Regions from separate parts of the Homo sapiens genome. Here region 1 is linked to region 2. Evidence: chromatin loops called from intact Hi-C (ENCODE). Cell type or tissue: endothelial cell of umbilical vein. All regions are shown on one strand. Links, peaks and the distances in the headings refer to the core of each region. The heading gives the core; the rest is flanking DNA. Region 1 overlaps NBAS (NBAS subunit of NRZ tethering complex). Region 2 overlaps NBAS (NBAS subunit of NRZ tethering complex).

Evidence for each region. Hi-C counts contacts between places; a loop is a spot of excess contacts. Peaks named below come from ENCODE experiments on the same cell type or tissue, not always from the same donor. Only the 100,000 strongest peaks of a DNase experiment are listed, where the experiment ranks them.
Region 1: it touches region 2 in a loop (12-fold over the local background); 1 of 110 quality-filtered maps calls a loop at or near these places.

The regions. Positions count from the first base shown.
Region 1 is chr2:15,355,320-15,363,658 of GRCh38, forward strand. NBAS (NBAS subunit of NRZ tethering complex) reads right to left here. Exons shown (of 52, transcript NM_015909.4): 33 at 984-1,097. Among named protein-coding and RNA genes, the nearest start is that of NBAS, 200 kb to the right of the region's middle. In endothelial cell of umbilical vein, for the core only: no CTCF peak of the experiment used is centred there; a DNase peak (open chromatin) is centred at 4,872; H3K27ac peaks cover 3,450 bases.
Region 2 is chr2:15,166,575-15,174,913 of GRCh38, forward strand. It overlaps NBAS (NBAS subunit of NRZ tethering complex), which reads right to left. Exons shown (of 52, transcript NM_015909.4): 52 at 342-749. The coding sequence ends at 474. Among named protein-coding and RNA genes, the nearest start is that of NBAS, 390 kb to the right of the region's middle. In endothelial cell of umbilical vein, for the core only: no CTCF peak of the experiment used is centred there; DNase peaks (open chromatin) are centred at 3,267 and 3,857; H3K27ac peaks cover 2,375 bases.

The sequences.
Region 1 (8,339 bases), core at 123-8,122, 190 kb after region 2:
AACAACAACAACAACAACAACAACAAAACTCCCTATCACACTGAAGAATGTGTTCTTTACGTGAGAAATTATTCTACAATAAAATCTGATTATCCTGCAGAGACTTGAATTTGAATTTCAATATGAAGAATTTTGGAGTTGCAAACCACTTCCCAATTTCTCAACATCGGTTTGAAAAGCACTATGCTATCTGATACGGTTTGGATCTGTGTCCCCATCCAAACCTCATGTTGAAATGTAATCCCCAGTGCTGGAGGTGGGGCCTTGGGGGAGGTGATTAGATCATGGGTGCAATTTCTCATGGTTTAACATCATATCCACTTGGTGCTGTCGTTGTGATAGTGAGTTGAGATCTGGTTGTTTAAAAGTGTGTAGTCCCTCCCCCATCTCTCTCTTCCTTCTAATCCAGCCAGTTAAGCCTCCTGCTCCCACTCTGCCTTCTGCTGTGAGTGAAAGCTCCCTGAAGACTTCCCGGAGGCAGATGCTGCCCTACTTCCTGTACAGCTTGCAGAACTGTGAGCCGATTAAACCTCTTTCCTTTATAAATTACCCAGTCTCAGGTATTTCTTTATAGCAGTGTGAGAACGAAATAATACACTATCTTTAAAAAAAATTAAAGAATGGAAATATTGACTATATAGACACAAACTAATATAAAAATTTAAATTTTCTCTTAGATAACAAATACAGGAAATGGCATTGAAATATTTTGCATAAAATTATTTTTAAATTACGAGCATGTTTTGAATAGGGACTAGAAAGCAACCAAAATCTCAAATAAAATTTAATGTCTGAATCTGTTAAAATGTTTACATTAACATATAAGTACACAGCCTATATACTTACCAGTGCTCATAAAATGTATCTCAAGCCTCAATGTGGCTGGCTTACCAATCAGGTCAATTGATTTCAGAACAGACCTTTTCCATTATCCATCACATAAAGAGGACATAAGCAAAGTGTTAAATAAGCTGTCTACTCACCTGTGGCCATCAGCTCCTGACAATGCATACTGGCTGCTTTGTAGTCATGGAAGCGAAGTGCCTGCTCCACTAAAAGGATTAGAACCTGTCCCCGCCTTTCTTCTGGGTTCTCACCTGTAAGTCCAAGCAAAGGACTTAATGATTATGACAAGCAACGTCAATTGATAGAAGAGCTTGTTAACACTGTCTTTCAAATTACTTAAAAAATAAAACAGAGAGATTACAGGGATTTTAAATGATGAGAGGAAAAAGTTGCTTTGACCTTTCAATCCACTTATGAAGCATGGAATTAGCCATCAGTCTCCTAAGAGATCAATGATTAATATTAGTTCCCAATTAAAATACCCAAACCAGGAAGTCCAAAATCATGGTAGTTTGGAACCCTACAAAAAAGTCTTGGTATTACCAGGGTAAGGGAAAGAGAAGAAAATTTATGTTTCCAAAAGAAACCAGGTTATAAAAAGGGCTTGAAAAATAATGACCAGCAGATTAAGTGAACGGATGAAGATGATGCAGCAATAAACTTCTCATCATAAAAATTCAACTACTATTTAGAAATTGGAATGCAAATGCTGTCCAGAGCACTGGCAAAGATTGTTCCTTAACAAATTCTCGTTGGGCTCCTCTGAGCCTTACTGGGCCCTGTCCTTGGACATATCCTTGAGAGCCCAATTTTAGCACAACTTCTGCTATCAGTTGTAGCCAGAATCCTCCACTCTGGATATCTGGTCATCCCTGGTAATCTGATCAAATCCCTCATCCCCACCACCAACCCCCAGATGTTATCTGGCACCCTAGCCAGCCCTCAGGCAAGAATTTGTACCCTGTTAGGTGGTTTAACCAGAATGCCTCCTTACCACAGTGATTCTTCTTTGTAATTTTCCATCTGCCCCAACTGAGGTTCCAACATAAGTAAAACCCAACTCAATGGAAACAGTAAAATCAGAAACAACCAACTACAACTAGAGACTACCCACATTAACTAATCAAGTATTTTCTTTGTCCACAAACACCTTATACAATTTTCCCATCACACTCACTCAGAAGAGCCCTGAACTACTGTGAGTTTGGTGCTGCCTGATTCATGAATTGCTGTCTGCTGAAAATAAACCCTTAAAATTTTAATGAGCATAAGTTTACTTTTAACAAGCCCAATTTCTCTCTCTTACTGCAAAATTCCATTGCAGTAGTCCCTGTACCTATAGTGCAGAGTCTCGCTTACAATTTTTTGTTTATTCATTTGAAGAGACAGGTCAAAACCTATGTTGCCCAGGCTGGTCTTAAACTCCTGGGCTCAAGTGATCCCCATGCCTCAGCCTCTCATTTAAACATGCATCAGGGATAATTTTTTCATTAACAGCACCCATGGATCTCAATCACACAGATGAATATATATATAAATGAGGATGAAAAATACAATTTACAATATCTTTAAAGCAAGTCTTACATTATTAACTTTACCCTGTGTAAACAGGATCACTATGAGATACATAGGAATGGGATATGGCTCCCCCTTCAAGCATTTTTTCTTTTGTCTTCTCTTGTCCGACTGATCACAAAACCCACACCACTATCTTGCTGGCAATATAACCACTAACCCTGGGGCTTTAGTCATACCAAGAGAATGGCCATTCTTCTGTGCTCTCATGATGTTTGACCATGCCTTTTACTTAAAGAATTCTGGGAAATGGACTTAAGAAAATCTAAATATCAAACTAAGGTTGTGGAGTGTCTCTCCTGGGGAACAAAGGCTGGAAATGGATCTGCGGCCTGTTGCTACCAGCCAGACCACCAAGTGACCCATTATTTAAGGTAACTATGGCAACCAAATAACACCGACCTGCATACCCTACCACTCACTTGCACACCCTACCACTCACCTGCGCTGCCCAGCCCAGCCGGCATACTTTACCACAGATATCAATTCCTGCTCTTTGCCTAAAAACAAAATCAAAAACAACAACAAAAAATCCCTACCGTTTTTTTCAGGGAGTCTACAGAGTCCTTGTGCCTCTGCTGTCTCCCATGTGCTTGAGCCCAAACCCTAAAATAAAAGCCTTGACTGGGAAAGCTGCTTGGCCGTGTGTGTGTGTATGTGTGTGTGTGCGCACACATGTGTGCATGTGCGCGTGTGCCCGTGTGCATGTATTTATTTATTTAGAGATGTGGTTTCTCTCCGTTGCCCAAGCTGGAGTGCAGTGGCACTATCACTGCTCACTGCAACCTCGACCTCCCAGGTTCAAGCAATCCTCCCACATCAGCCTCCAGAGTCACTGGGCCTACAGGGACATACCACTAAACCTGGCTAACTTTTTTATTTTTTGTACAAACAGGGTCTTGCTATATGACCCAGGCCAGTCTTGAACTCCTGGACTGAAGCAATCCTCCTGCCTCAGCCTCCCAAAATGTTGGGATTAGAGGCATGAACCAACACACCTGGCTTGTGTTCATTTTTATTAGGTGAGGAGCCAACCGGCCTGTGATCTGCAAAAGCCACAAAATTACTATGCTAGCCAACACACTATCTACATTAAATTTTTGACTTTTTTTCCTTCTAAAGGCTAACAGAATGAAAATAATTTGGGGCTCAAGGGATCACAGTTCTGGCATGCGGGTTATTTCAAAGTGAAAACATTTGAGCTACAGAAGATGCAGAAAGAAATCCTAACTGAATTTATCTTATCTGAATAAAGCACTGTCCTCCTAAAATAAAACTGCAATTAAACCTCCTCCACAGGAGTTTCCTGAGAACTCAGTTGGAACAGAGACTGTCAGTTCGCATCAAAAAGCCCAACAGAACCTTCTATACTTTCCCACTGAAGCCCTAGCCCCTCCCACCCCATCCCCCTTTTTGTTAAGTTGGTATATAAACCTTACTTCTTGCTATTCAAGAGTTATTAATCACTAAGTGACTTCTGCATGCATCTGTAAAAAAAATCTTGTTTTTCTCCTGTCTATTGTCAATTAATTCACAGGCACCTGACCAACCATTTGAAACAAAGTAGATGAAGAAAAAGTTTTTGTCCCAACAGGGACTTTAAACATTTTTGCCAGGTCTTTTAAAAGTATTTTCCCCTTTGAGTGTTCTTAAATGACAAATATAAAGGGGGAAAACCTTAAACACAAAATAAGTTTATAGTTTCACTGACAGTACTAATCTTTTATTTATCAGAGTAAGTTTCTAGAGTCTAAAAATATACAAGAAAAATTCAGCTCATGTTAAAAGATCTAAAATTATTTTCCCAAAAGTTTTAGAAAATATTTCTTAAAATATTTTACATAAAATATTTTATTTCTTTACATAAAATATAGGTTTTCGTTGCCCTTTCAACATATTCCTTTACTTTTCACTCTCTTTAAAACAATTTATTTGAATGGTAGGCTATCCGGACAAAAAAAATTGTGATTATCTTTTTAATAATCTTTATTATCTATTAAAATGTAAGCTTTTGACGGACAGGGGTTGGTTCATAGTTGGATGCTCAATACCCAGCATCAAGTTATGCACATAATAGAAAGGCTCAAAAAAATACAGTCATGAGTTGCTTAACAAGAGGAATACATTCTATGACATGTGTCATTAGGCATTTCCGTCTTGAGCAAATATCACAGAGTGCACTCACACAAACCTAGATGGTATAGCCTACTACATACCTAGGCTATATATATGGTATAGCTCCTAGGCTACAAACCTGTACAGTATATTTCTGTACTGAATACTATGGGCAACTGGAATGCAATGGTAAGAATTATGTGTATCTAAACATAGAAAAGGTACAGTAAAAATATTGTACAAAAGATAAAAAATGGTAACTCTGTATAGGACATTTACCATGGATGGAGTTTACAGGGCTGGAAGTTGCTCTGGGTGAGTCAGTTTGTTGGGTGGTGAGTGAATGTGAAGGCCGAGGATATGACTGTACACTACTGCAGACATTATAAACACTCTACACTGAGGCTACATGAAATTTAGTAAAAAAATATTTTTCTTTCTTCAGTAATAAGTTAACTATAGGTTACCATAACTTAAAAAAAAAAAAAAAACAAAACAAAACAGAATCTCACTGTGTCGCCTAGGCTGGAGTGTAATGGCATGATCAATATTTACATAACTCACTGTAACCTCGTGAACTCCTTGGTTCAAGGCAGCCTCCTGTCTCAGCACCCTAAGTAGTTAGGCCTACAAGCATGCATCACCACACCCAGGAAATTTTTATTTTTATTTTTTGTAGAGACAGGATTTCACTATGTTTCTCAGGATGGTGTGGAACTCCTGGCCTCAAGTGATTCACTTGCCTCAACCTTCCAAAGTGTTGGGATTAGAAGTCTGAGCCGCCATGACCAGCCTTTTTTTTTTTTTTTTTTTTAACTTTCTAAAACTTTTCTTGTTAAATACTAAGACACAAACACACATATTAGTCTAGCCCAAACACTGGGTCAGGACATCAATATCACTTTCTTCCACCTCCACCTATTGTCCCACTGGAAGGCCTTCGGGCCATAACACATGGAGCTATCATCTCCTATGATATCAATGCCTTCTGGAATCCCTCCTGAAGGACCTGCCTGAGGCTATTTTAAAGTTAACTTTTTTCTTTTATAAACAGGAGGCGCATCTTTGAAAATAACATAGTATAGTAAACACTTAAGCCAGTAACATAGTCATTTAGTAACTTTACCAAGAATTATGTACCAACATAACTATATGTGGCAAACTTACACAACTGGCTGTATAGGAGGTTTACATCTCCATCACCATAAAAAAGTGAATAACGTGTTATAACGGCTGATGTCACTAGGCGATAGGAATTTTCAGCTCTATTTTAATTTTATGGAACCACCATTGCATATGAGATCGTTGTTGACCAAAATTTCATGTACCATTGCTGTGCAGTACGACTGTAAATTCTCAATTAAACAGGCACAGAGGCCAGGCACAGTGGCTCACACCTGTAATCCTAGCATTTTGGGAGGCCGAGGTGGGTGGATCACTTGAGGTGAGGAATTCAAGACCAGCCTGGCCAACATGGTGAAATCCCATCTCTACTAAAAATACAAAAATTAGCTAGGCATGGTGGAGGATGCCTGTAATCCCAGCTACTCGGGAGGCTGAGGCATGAGAATAATTTGAACCCGGGAGGCAGAGGTGGCAGTGAGCTGAGATCGCACCACCGCACTCCAGCCTGGGTGACACAGTGAGACTCTGGCTCAAAAAAACAAAAACAAAAAAATGGCACAGATTAAATTCGGAATGTTATTTTCAATTATGAGACAAATAATTCAGCTACAAAACAAATACAATGTAATTTGGATATGTAGGCTAAAAAGGACAAAAATCTAATATATTTCATATTTTAAAGAGCCTTAAAATTATTTTTAATATTTCCAGGAAATGGCTGGGCACGGTGGCTCACGCCTGTAATCCCAGCACTTTGGGAGGCTGAGGCAGGCGGATCACCTGAGGTCAGGAGTTCAAGACCAGCCTGACCAACATGGAGAAACCCCATCTCTACTAAAAATACAAAAAATTAGCCAGGTGTGGTGGCACATGCCTGTAATCCCAGCTACTTGGGAAGCTGAGGCAGGAGAATCACTTGAACCCAGGAGGCGGAGGTTGCAGTAAGCTGAGATCGTGCCATTGTACTCTAGCCCGAGAAACAGGAGTGAAACTCCATCTCAAAAAAAAAAAAAATTCCAGGAAAAAATAGAAAATATGTTTAGGGCCCTTGATTTTCTAAGCTATAATATGGTTTGGAGGAAAAAGCAAACATGTTACAGGAAGGGTTGAATAAAACTTTTAAAATATGTCCCTATCGATCTTCTTTATGTACTTCATAAGTTTAAATAAAATCCAAGGCAAGTATTGGCCCAATCTATTCTGAGAAGATTCTAGGGCCAGGCACGGTGGCTCACGCCTGTAATCTTAGCACTTTGGGAGGCTGAGGTAGGAGGATCGTTTGTGGGAAGGAGTTCAATACCAACCTGGAAAACAGAGCGAGACCTCATCTCTACCAAAAAAAAAAAAAAGAAAGAAAAGAAAAGAAAAATGTTTCTAATTAGCTGGGCATGGTGGTACATGCCTGTAGTCCCAGCTAGTCAGGAGGCTGAGGCAGGAGGATCCCCTGAGCCCAGGAGTTCAAGATTACAGTGAGATATGATCATCCCACTGCACTTCAGCCTGGGCAACAGAGCAAGAGTCTGTCTCTAAATAAATAAATTCTTAAAAAGGGATGATGTTGCACTGAGATTCATAAACCTATTATTAGAATAACACACTCATGATTTAGTAACAGTAACATATATTGGAAACGGAATATGTAATGTTTCTCTATAATAAATGCACCTATAACACAATATAAAACCTATTTCCTACATAACATTGAAATGTTTGCATTTCTTCAGAATACATTAAATTAAAAATGAAAGGTCCAGATTATAATTTTTTTATGTCAACCTAGCTAGGCTACAAGCTCTAATCTGGGTGGTATTGTGAAGGTTATTTTGCAGATATAATTAAATACGGTACTCTGTTGACTTTACGTAAAGAAGTTTATCCTAGATAATCCTGGTGGGTCTGACTGAACTTCAGGGAAGGCTTTAAAGAGGTTGAGGTTTTCCAGAAAGAAAGAAAGAGATGGGGCCAGGCGCAGTGGTTCACACCTGCAATCCCAACACTTTGGGAGGCTGCGACAGGTGAATTGCTTGAGCCCAGGAGTTCAAAACCAGCATGGGCAACATAGTGAGACCCCGTCTCTGTAAACAAAAACCCAAAAAACAGTCAGAAAAAAAAGAAAGAGCTGGTGGTTGGGGAGAGATTCCCACCTGTGAATGACAGCTTCAGGCCATATCCACAGAGTTCCCTCCTGCTCCTGATCTTCTCTTCCTGACTGACTGCCTATGGATTTCAGACTTGCTTAGCCAATCCCCATAGTAGTAAAAGCCCATTCCTGGTAATGAAGTCTTTAACATGTACCTCTCCTACAGTTTCTGCTCCTCTGGTTGAGTCATGACTAACAGACCAGGTATCTAAACTACTCAGTCTCTTTCATAACCTCATTTGGATGCATTCCTTTCTCTTATGTTATCAGATCAATTAATTTTTGATTTGAGATGTGGTAAAATCTGCTGAATGTCTGTGAAAATAGCCAGATGCAAAGGTCTTGTGAATGAAATGAAGGACAATAAAGTCCACTGATTATTATTATATAGTGTCAAAAAAGGTGGAAACAGAATATGAGTAAAGGATTTAACTTAAAACCTCTTAACTATAAAATCCTCAGTAATTATTTAACTTTTCTCTATTCCTGTCTCCTCATTTTCAAAATGAGATTCCTATTTCTGCCTATAAAGGACAAA
Region 2 (8,339 bases), core at 161-8,160:
ACAAAATAGACATAGGTTCAAAGAGGTGGAAGAATTTGCCCGAGGTCATTTAACTAATCTGAAACTTGAGTCCAGGTCCACCCTCCCTCCACCCATGACACCTGCCTTGACCGCCAGGCATTCTGCACACTCCCTCCCTTCCTAATGCCACCCCATCCACCAGCACATCCAACTTGCTGAACTACAGTTGTGGACACATTATAAACTGAATTCTATCCAGAAAAGGCAGGTTGAAATAAAAAAGGAGGGTGGGAAGGAAGAGTCTCTTAATCAATAAGAAAATATGTTCACCACTCAGTACAAGAAAGAAAAAAAAGGTTAAAAAAGCGGCAGCTTGCTCATCGTTTCCATACAGTTTTATTTGCAATTTGTTGGAACCATGGAGAACAATCGGCAGATACACATGTTGCTTCTGGGAACAGCATTCAACTCCAGATGCTTTTTCTGCTAAGGAGCAGGGCCACAGGTGGCCCTCACACCCAGTGCTGTGCTGCGCGGAGGGCTGTACTGAAGGTTCTGAAGGCCTGGTGAGTCCCCCTCACGGCCAGAAGGAGAGACCCGGCTTCGGCTTCATGGCCGGCCTCCCGCAGGTGTCTGCCCAGCTCCTCTGCATCCCAGCGCCCTTGCTGGAGGCTAGCCAAGAGGTGGTCAACAATACGTGGATAGAAGGGAGTGGAGACACACTTCACCAGCAGCTTGGCATCCAGGAGCAGGGAAAGAAGTTCTTGGTCACAATTGGAATCATTCACCTTCAAGAAATAAGACAGGCACAGCGTGAGGGGGTGTTTGCTTTGTTCGCCTCCCCCTTGGATCCCTCGCTCTCCACTGGGCTGCCTTCATCATCATTCATGCCCTGGCCTGGGTTTAAAAGCGTGTGTGGGTCACGAGCACCTCTGAGGTAGGTCACAGATTGGGATGACAGACGGGGCTCCTCTTAACATAAGAAGACACAAGAACCCCACTGCAATCATCACTACAGCTTCCAGATACTGGGTGCCAGAAACTATTCAACACTGTACCAGCATCTCTTCACCAAGGCCTTCTGATTCAACCCCGTGACTGGCACTTTTACCTCCCAATTGACAGAAAAGGAAACTGAGGTGTAGCAACTTTGCTTAACATTGTAACCAGTTGTAGAGCCAGATTGTAAATTTGGGTCAATCTTGACATCAAAGTCTGTGCTCTTAACAACCACATTTACTGTTTCATTTGTACTTTCACTGTGATCCACATTCTTTAATGCTGTATCTTTCTTGAATATAAATACACATGAAAAAAATTTTTTTGGAACAAGAAAACCTTTTTTGTACTCCATTGAGAGAAGAGTATGTCCCTCAAGCCCACTGATACGAGTAAGATAACCAACAGTGGGGTTTTAAACTATTTTTGCTTCAGCCTCTAGGAAGCTCAGTACCAACCTTGCCTTTTAAAAAACGGTTTCATAGGTTCTTTCAGTTTGCGTATTCTCTTTCTCCCTGGTCTTGTCTTCTAAATATATGTATTATTTTCAATATTTTTTTAAAGAATCAAGTCCACACTGATCATATTATCAAAATTCGGAGCTTCTCACTTACATTGGGGTATCATAAAACAGATTCCTGACAGGCTTTTCTTAACGTTACTGTGCCTTTTTAATAATTTGGATTGTAGGACTCTCAGAAATAATGTCAAAGCCAATTAACTAACGTTTAGACCAACTATATTATGCAACTGTACACAATGTGCTCTTCCTGCATGTTCTGTGACAAGGAAGAAAGGCTATTGAAGATGCGAAGGTCAACTGTGTCTACTTGTCTACTGACTGTGAGAATTAAAGCAAGAGAAGTACTGAGAATAAAATCCTGCCCACTATCGGATAGCGTGAATCTTTCCTACTACCCACAGGGGTCATTCAAAACCCAATGTAAACATCACCTCCAATGCCATCTTCTTGCTGACATTTTCTTTAACTCTCTTGGCCAATACTTGGGAGTATGACCAAGGATTCCTCCTTCCTCCATACTCCCAAGATGCCTGAGATCTGCCTCTTCATGCTGTATGATAAGTAATTTTATTTTATTTATTTCTTTTTTGAGATGGAGTTTTACTCTTGTTGCCCAGGCTAGAGTGCAGTGGTGCAATCTCGGCTCACTGCAACCTCCTCCTCTTGGGTTCAAGCGGTTCTCCTGCCTCATCCTCCCAAGTAACTGGGATTACAGGTGCATGGCACCACGCCTGGCTAATTTTTTGTATTTATTAGAGATGGTGTTTCACCATGTTGGTCAGGCTGGTCTCGAACTCCTGACCTCAGGTGATCCACTCACTTTGGCCTCCCAAAGGGCTGGGATTACAGGCGTGGCCACCGTGCCCGGCCTGTATGATAGTAATTTGTATGTCTGTCTCCCTTACCGACTGGGAAATTCTTGAAGGCACAGAAGTTTTATCACTTTTACATTTCAGCTCCCCATTTCATTAACATTTGTTAAATGGCTGAGTGAACCTACATTATGAAACTTTGTCACATTTTTGTAAACTGCACAAGTACACGATAAAGACCCTACCTCTCAGAGAGACTGAATAGAACTAGACTCCAGAACAGAAGACCCTCTCTGCAAACCCTCAGTGTCTTTTCTCCGGCCTCCCAATTCATGAACACTTGTACAGCCCACCTTTGACCCCACCTTTGACCCAAAACACTTAGGTTGAACTCCAGGAATTTACCTTTGTTTTTGTTTTTAGGAGCTAGATGACAGAAAAAGCCACCGGTTCAATGGACTTGCTTTTGTGCTGGAAGGGGCACGGAGCTTTGACTTCTCCTCGCTGGGGCTGCCTGTGAGTTCTGAATGCCTTCTTTCCATCCCACTTCTCTCCCTGTCTCTTCATGCCTAGCAAACAAGAGTCTCAACCCCACAGAGCTCCTGCCCTCAGCAGCACGGTGTCTACGTGCCAGAACCCTGAGAGGCCCTTGAAGTCTTCAGACATCCCTTCAAGACAGTTCTCACCTCCTCTGACAGAGGCAGGTTCAGTGAGGTCAAGTGTGATACAGTTGCTCCATGGTGGAGTGGCCTAGAAGCCCGTGTCTCGGCCTAGTTTACTTGTTTATTGTTTGTTTCCCTCCAGAACACAAGTTCCTATGGAGCAGAGATCTTGTCTCTTCTGTTCACCCCTGTATCCCCATGTCCAGAATGGGTGGTCACATGCTAGGAGCTGAGCAAGATTTGTGGAATGAATACCCAAGTGAATGAATCACTCCAAAGCTCACATTCTTTCAGTCTGTGTGGCTGCCTCCAGCCACGTGCATGCACATGCTAATGCGTGCACACACACAGGGCATCTGAGTTACTGTATGTGTTATCTTGGTTCATCCTTCAAAACAAAGAATCCCCCTGCCTAACCCTGCAGGACAGAACAGTGTGTGCCAGGATGCTACAGGCACATGTTTGATAAGATGCACAGATAAAAGGCTCAGAATCTGAACACTGCAGGGCAATACTTTCTTTGTTGCCCTGAATACGTCTTCTAGGCTGGGACACCTTTATTATTCTTTCAGTTTACTCACTAACCCTCCCCTCTGGGAGCCCGACAGTCTCCTAGAGAGGTAGTGATGGATTCTTCCAGCCTGAGGAAGAGACAGGGGTTCTGTTAACGCCTGCGGCCGCTGCTGCTCTCATTCCCTTCATAGTTTGTGTTTCTATCCAGTGCAACCAAATCCTTCCCGTGTTTCTGGCTGGATATACCCAGCTTTTCAGAAGCTGCTCTCATTCTGGCAGGGAGGGCAAGGGGTGGGGAAGGGCAGGGTAGGCTGTCTTTTCTCCAAAAGCCTGCTGCTTGCCTTCTTGGCTGAGAATGCCTAAGGCTAAAGACACGGAAATGAAATGCATGCTTCCTTCCCCTTGGCCCCGGCCCACTCAGAGGTTCCCTAAAGAACGATAAAGGTCTGCGTTTGCTGACCTGCATTGAGCTTGGGCAGTGAGCAGGGAAAGGTTGGGAGGAATTTTGGGTTTGGCTTCAGATAAAATCAAGTGCTGGAAACGCAGGGTGGGTGACTTTATCTTATTTCCTTTCTCTGACATTCTACCTGGGCCTGGCTCTTTGCAAGAAATACAGAATGGCCAGAGTATACTTTAAGATTGTCAGCTGCACGGAAAATACTGCATAGATAATTTTTCTGTGTGTATTTGGGAACAAAATAGAAAATGAAAGAAGAAAGAAAGAGATGGCCTTTGTAATGACCCATTCCAACAAGTACATTTTAAAGAGTCGTCTGAGGTTCAGAGAAGGAACAGGTCATAGACAGCCAAGATGTTCCTTTCTACATATCAGGGCACCAAGGCCAGACAGAATCCTTCCCATCAGCACAGCCGAGTGCTGGGTGTCCTGTCCCAAAGCACTCTCCAACACTGTGACATCAGCACACTGCTGAGTTGCTGGATTAATTTGTTAAGCCTCAAGTTGTCTTTGTTTTTTCTTGTTTTTGACTAAAATTTGTACTAAACATACTAAAACTTTAGTACTATCTGCCACAGAAGCTTGGTACTCTCTGACCATGCATTATTCATTCTAACCTACTTTTTCTTTTTAAGATAAAAATAAAAAAGTGGAAATAGTTGGAAAAAAACATGCCACCTTCTTGCTGACATTTTGTTTAACTCTCTTGGCCAAGCTGATTCCTCCTTCCTCCATACTCCCAAGGCACCTGAGGTCTGGCTCTTCAGGCTGTGTGACGGTAATTTGTATGTCATCCATGTTTGGGTCACCACAAGAGAATTATTTCACCCTCCTTTCCTCTCCAGTAACTGTCCATGTGCATAGATTTTTTTCCCACAATTAATCGTATGATATTTGTATTCTATTTTTCTCATTATATGCTAAGAATTTTTAAATTGTTTTTTACATAGTTTTCAGTCTTAAAAATTTTAATGGCTGCAAAATAGTTGTTATAAGTTATTTGACTTCTATAAATATTTCAGCCATTTTAAGTTGTCTGATATTACTGAAACACTACCATGAATGTTTTTTTGCACATACTTTCTTCTTCATCGAAATTATCGGCATAGGACAAGTTACCAGGGGAGGTATCACTGCAGTGTTACGGGCTGAACTGTGTCCCGCACAAATTCGTATGTCGAAGCCCTTACCCTCAGTACCTCACAATGTGACTTTATTTACAGACAGGGACTTTAAAGAGGCAATGAAGGTAAAATGAGGTCATCAGGATGGACTCCGATATAACCGGTGTCCTTACAAGAAGAGAAGACAGGACACGCACACAAAGCAAGGGTCAGCCATGTGAGGACAGTGAGAAGGCGGCCGTCGACACGCCAAGGAGAGAGGCCTGGGAAGAAACCAACCTTACACCTTGACATCAGACTTCTGGTCTCCAAAACTGTAGGAAAATAAATTTCTCTTGTTTAAGTCACTTAGTCTGTGGTACTTTGTTAGGGTAATATGAGCAAATTAATACATCAGGCAAAGTATCTGAAACATTTTTTTGGTTCTAAATATGAATGTAAGCACAACCACATAATGATGTCAACTGTGCCAGCTTACAGCGGTGACATCAGCATGGGAATGCATCAGTGTCACATCACGAACTTCTCAGCTTTAGGTGTTAATATTTTGATAGGAAAAAATCACTTGCTAATTTAGGAGATATGTAATGGTACCTCAAGGTTGCTTTCATTTGAATTTATTTGCAAGAATGAATTTTTCCATAAATTTCCTATCATTTTTATTTTTTGTTGTGGGAAGAATCAATCATTCACTCATTTAGGAGAGTTATAACAGCTTCCCACTCTTTCACATGTGAAGGATTCTCTGTATAACTGAAATCTTAACCCTGATTTTTGTTATCATGAACATTCTAACCTATTGTTTACAGTTCTGTTTCGGTTGTTTTTTGTTGTATAGAAGTTTTACACTTTCATATTGTCAGGAAAGGATCTACTCCTTTATGACTTGTTTTATTGCTTTAAAACTCAGAACTTACAATTCCTCAAAGGAACTGATATGTTATTTTTATATTTTCTGACTTTTAACAACATTTGACTTTTAAATTGATCAGAAATTGACTTTGGTATATGGTCTGTGGAAAATCACACAGCCCTGCCAGTGGGTTGACTGGTGCTTAAGGGGCATGAGAAAGAAAATATATTCTGTCATTTTTGGATGCGGTTTGGATGTGAGAAATAAATATGAGACAAGTCCAGAGAATTAGTTGACTTAATTCCCCTGATCAAATAACTTTGAATTACAGTGAGAGATAGTCTGGTGCTATGAAAAGAAGACAGGCTTTTGGGTTAGAGACAAATTTCCAATCCTGGTTCTGTCACTAAACAACTGTGTGACCTTGTTCAGGACGATCTCTCTGAGCTCCAGTTTCCACATCAGAAATACACACTGTCTGTAAGGGTTGGGAATAATACAAGCTTTTAAGTGCCCAGCACAATGCCAAGTGCAGAGTCCAGGTTCAGTAAATAGCTGATGTTAATACAGGCAAACAAATCATGAGAAAAGGATTTTCTAGAAAGGGAAGGGCTTATATATATCAGAAGATGAGTAAAATGCTTGCTATCTCTGTCAGAGATTGTTTTTTGTGTGTCAGCAATTAATTTTTGAGAATAAATGATACTTTACAGATCTTGGGAAAGAAATCTATTAAAGCACAAAGCACTGCTGTCTTCCAAGCCATTAAAATGTTATCTGCTTAATTCCTCTTCCAACAATAGGTAATGAACCTTCTCTGATTTAAAATCTTTGATTTTATGGATCTATATCAAGCTAAGAGTAATTACAATAATGAGGAAAGCTGAAATTCCAGAAGCATAATGCATGCAGCCCTCATTTCATTTGCTTTCAAGATTATTTAATACTATTTCACTGTTTACTTTAGGGAAACATATTTGTCTTGTTCTCATATATACTATTACTAATAAAAGTTATTAAAATATCAACCACAAGGGTAGAAAAATAAAAGGACAACGTAAGTATACGCTTGAGAAAAACACATACAGATAATTTTTGTATTCTGTATTTACTTGAATATGATATGCAGTTTCCATTTTCTCAGCATACCATCAGTTTCACTCCTGGCATGGCACTTAATGGAATACTACTTCTGAAACCAAAACTATGACAAATCATCTGCTCACGATCTCACAACGAGACGGAGACAATCTTTGAAAATCCAAGCTTGATCACCTCTGCAACCAAACCCACATGCTGGATTTGAGGGCCCTGATCTGGCTAGTTCCACACGCTGTACCTACCTCCTTGCTACCTTCGTTAATTCTTCGTGTTATTATTTCACATGTCAATCTCTCCATGAGATTATTCATTTAAGCACAGGGATAATAATATTTTATCGCATCTTTACAAGCGTCTTACCTATTCTTCACTTCATACACAGTGCCAGGCTGTGCACAATGCATGCTTGATATGTCTGTTCATACCAAGTAAATTAACCAACCACTAGTGCTGTTTAGGAATCCCAGGCTGACCTGCAGAGTGAGCTGCCTATTGCTGGACGCATCCAGACAGGAGGTACAAGTCAGATCTCTGTATGTTCAGGTTAAAACGATAGAAATAAATAGACATACCCACAACTTTGAAACCTGGACAGAGTTAAAGGGGACCAAAGACAGGAAGGTTTCTTGGTTTTGTATAAATATGTCGATTCACACATGCGTTTCTGAAAATCTTTATGGTTCTCCCCCCAGCTTGGACACTGGCCACTGTAAATAATGCTAGAAGGTTCTGGTGCCTTCATGGCAAGATTACAGGGGATAGGAATCACATTTATCAAATATGTGAAGGACTGTCACTGGAAGAAGGACATTAGTGATCTGAGAAAATCCCCAGGGCAGGACTAAGGTCAATGTGTTGAAGATAAAGGGGTATAGGTTTCATTTAGGAGGTGCTCTCGTGTCATAATCTCACCCAAAATGGCCCAGAGCCCCCTGCAGTGTTCAGCTGGAGCCTGGGAGAGTAAGTGGGCTTAAAAAGGAAGCACAGCTAGGCGAGTTGTTGGGGTAGGTCTGCTCTAGTGTTTTGCAGAGCTAATATTATATGCCTCAAGGTGCTTTCAACAACTTCATTCCTCTGTAGAAATAACCCTTTTCCAATATAATAAAGCCTTCCTACTTAGGTTAAAAGCAGAAGCATGGTGGGGTATAGACTTTGAATGTTAGGTCTGGTGTTTACATTTCAGCTTTGGCTGCTTACTAGCTGTGTGACCCCTGAGCCTCATGTTCTCATCTGTGAAACCAAAATAATAATATCTTCTCATACAATCATTAACAAAAAAAGAGAATGTACCTATTATAGTACTTGGCAAAGAGGTGGGATTTGCAAGATGGTAA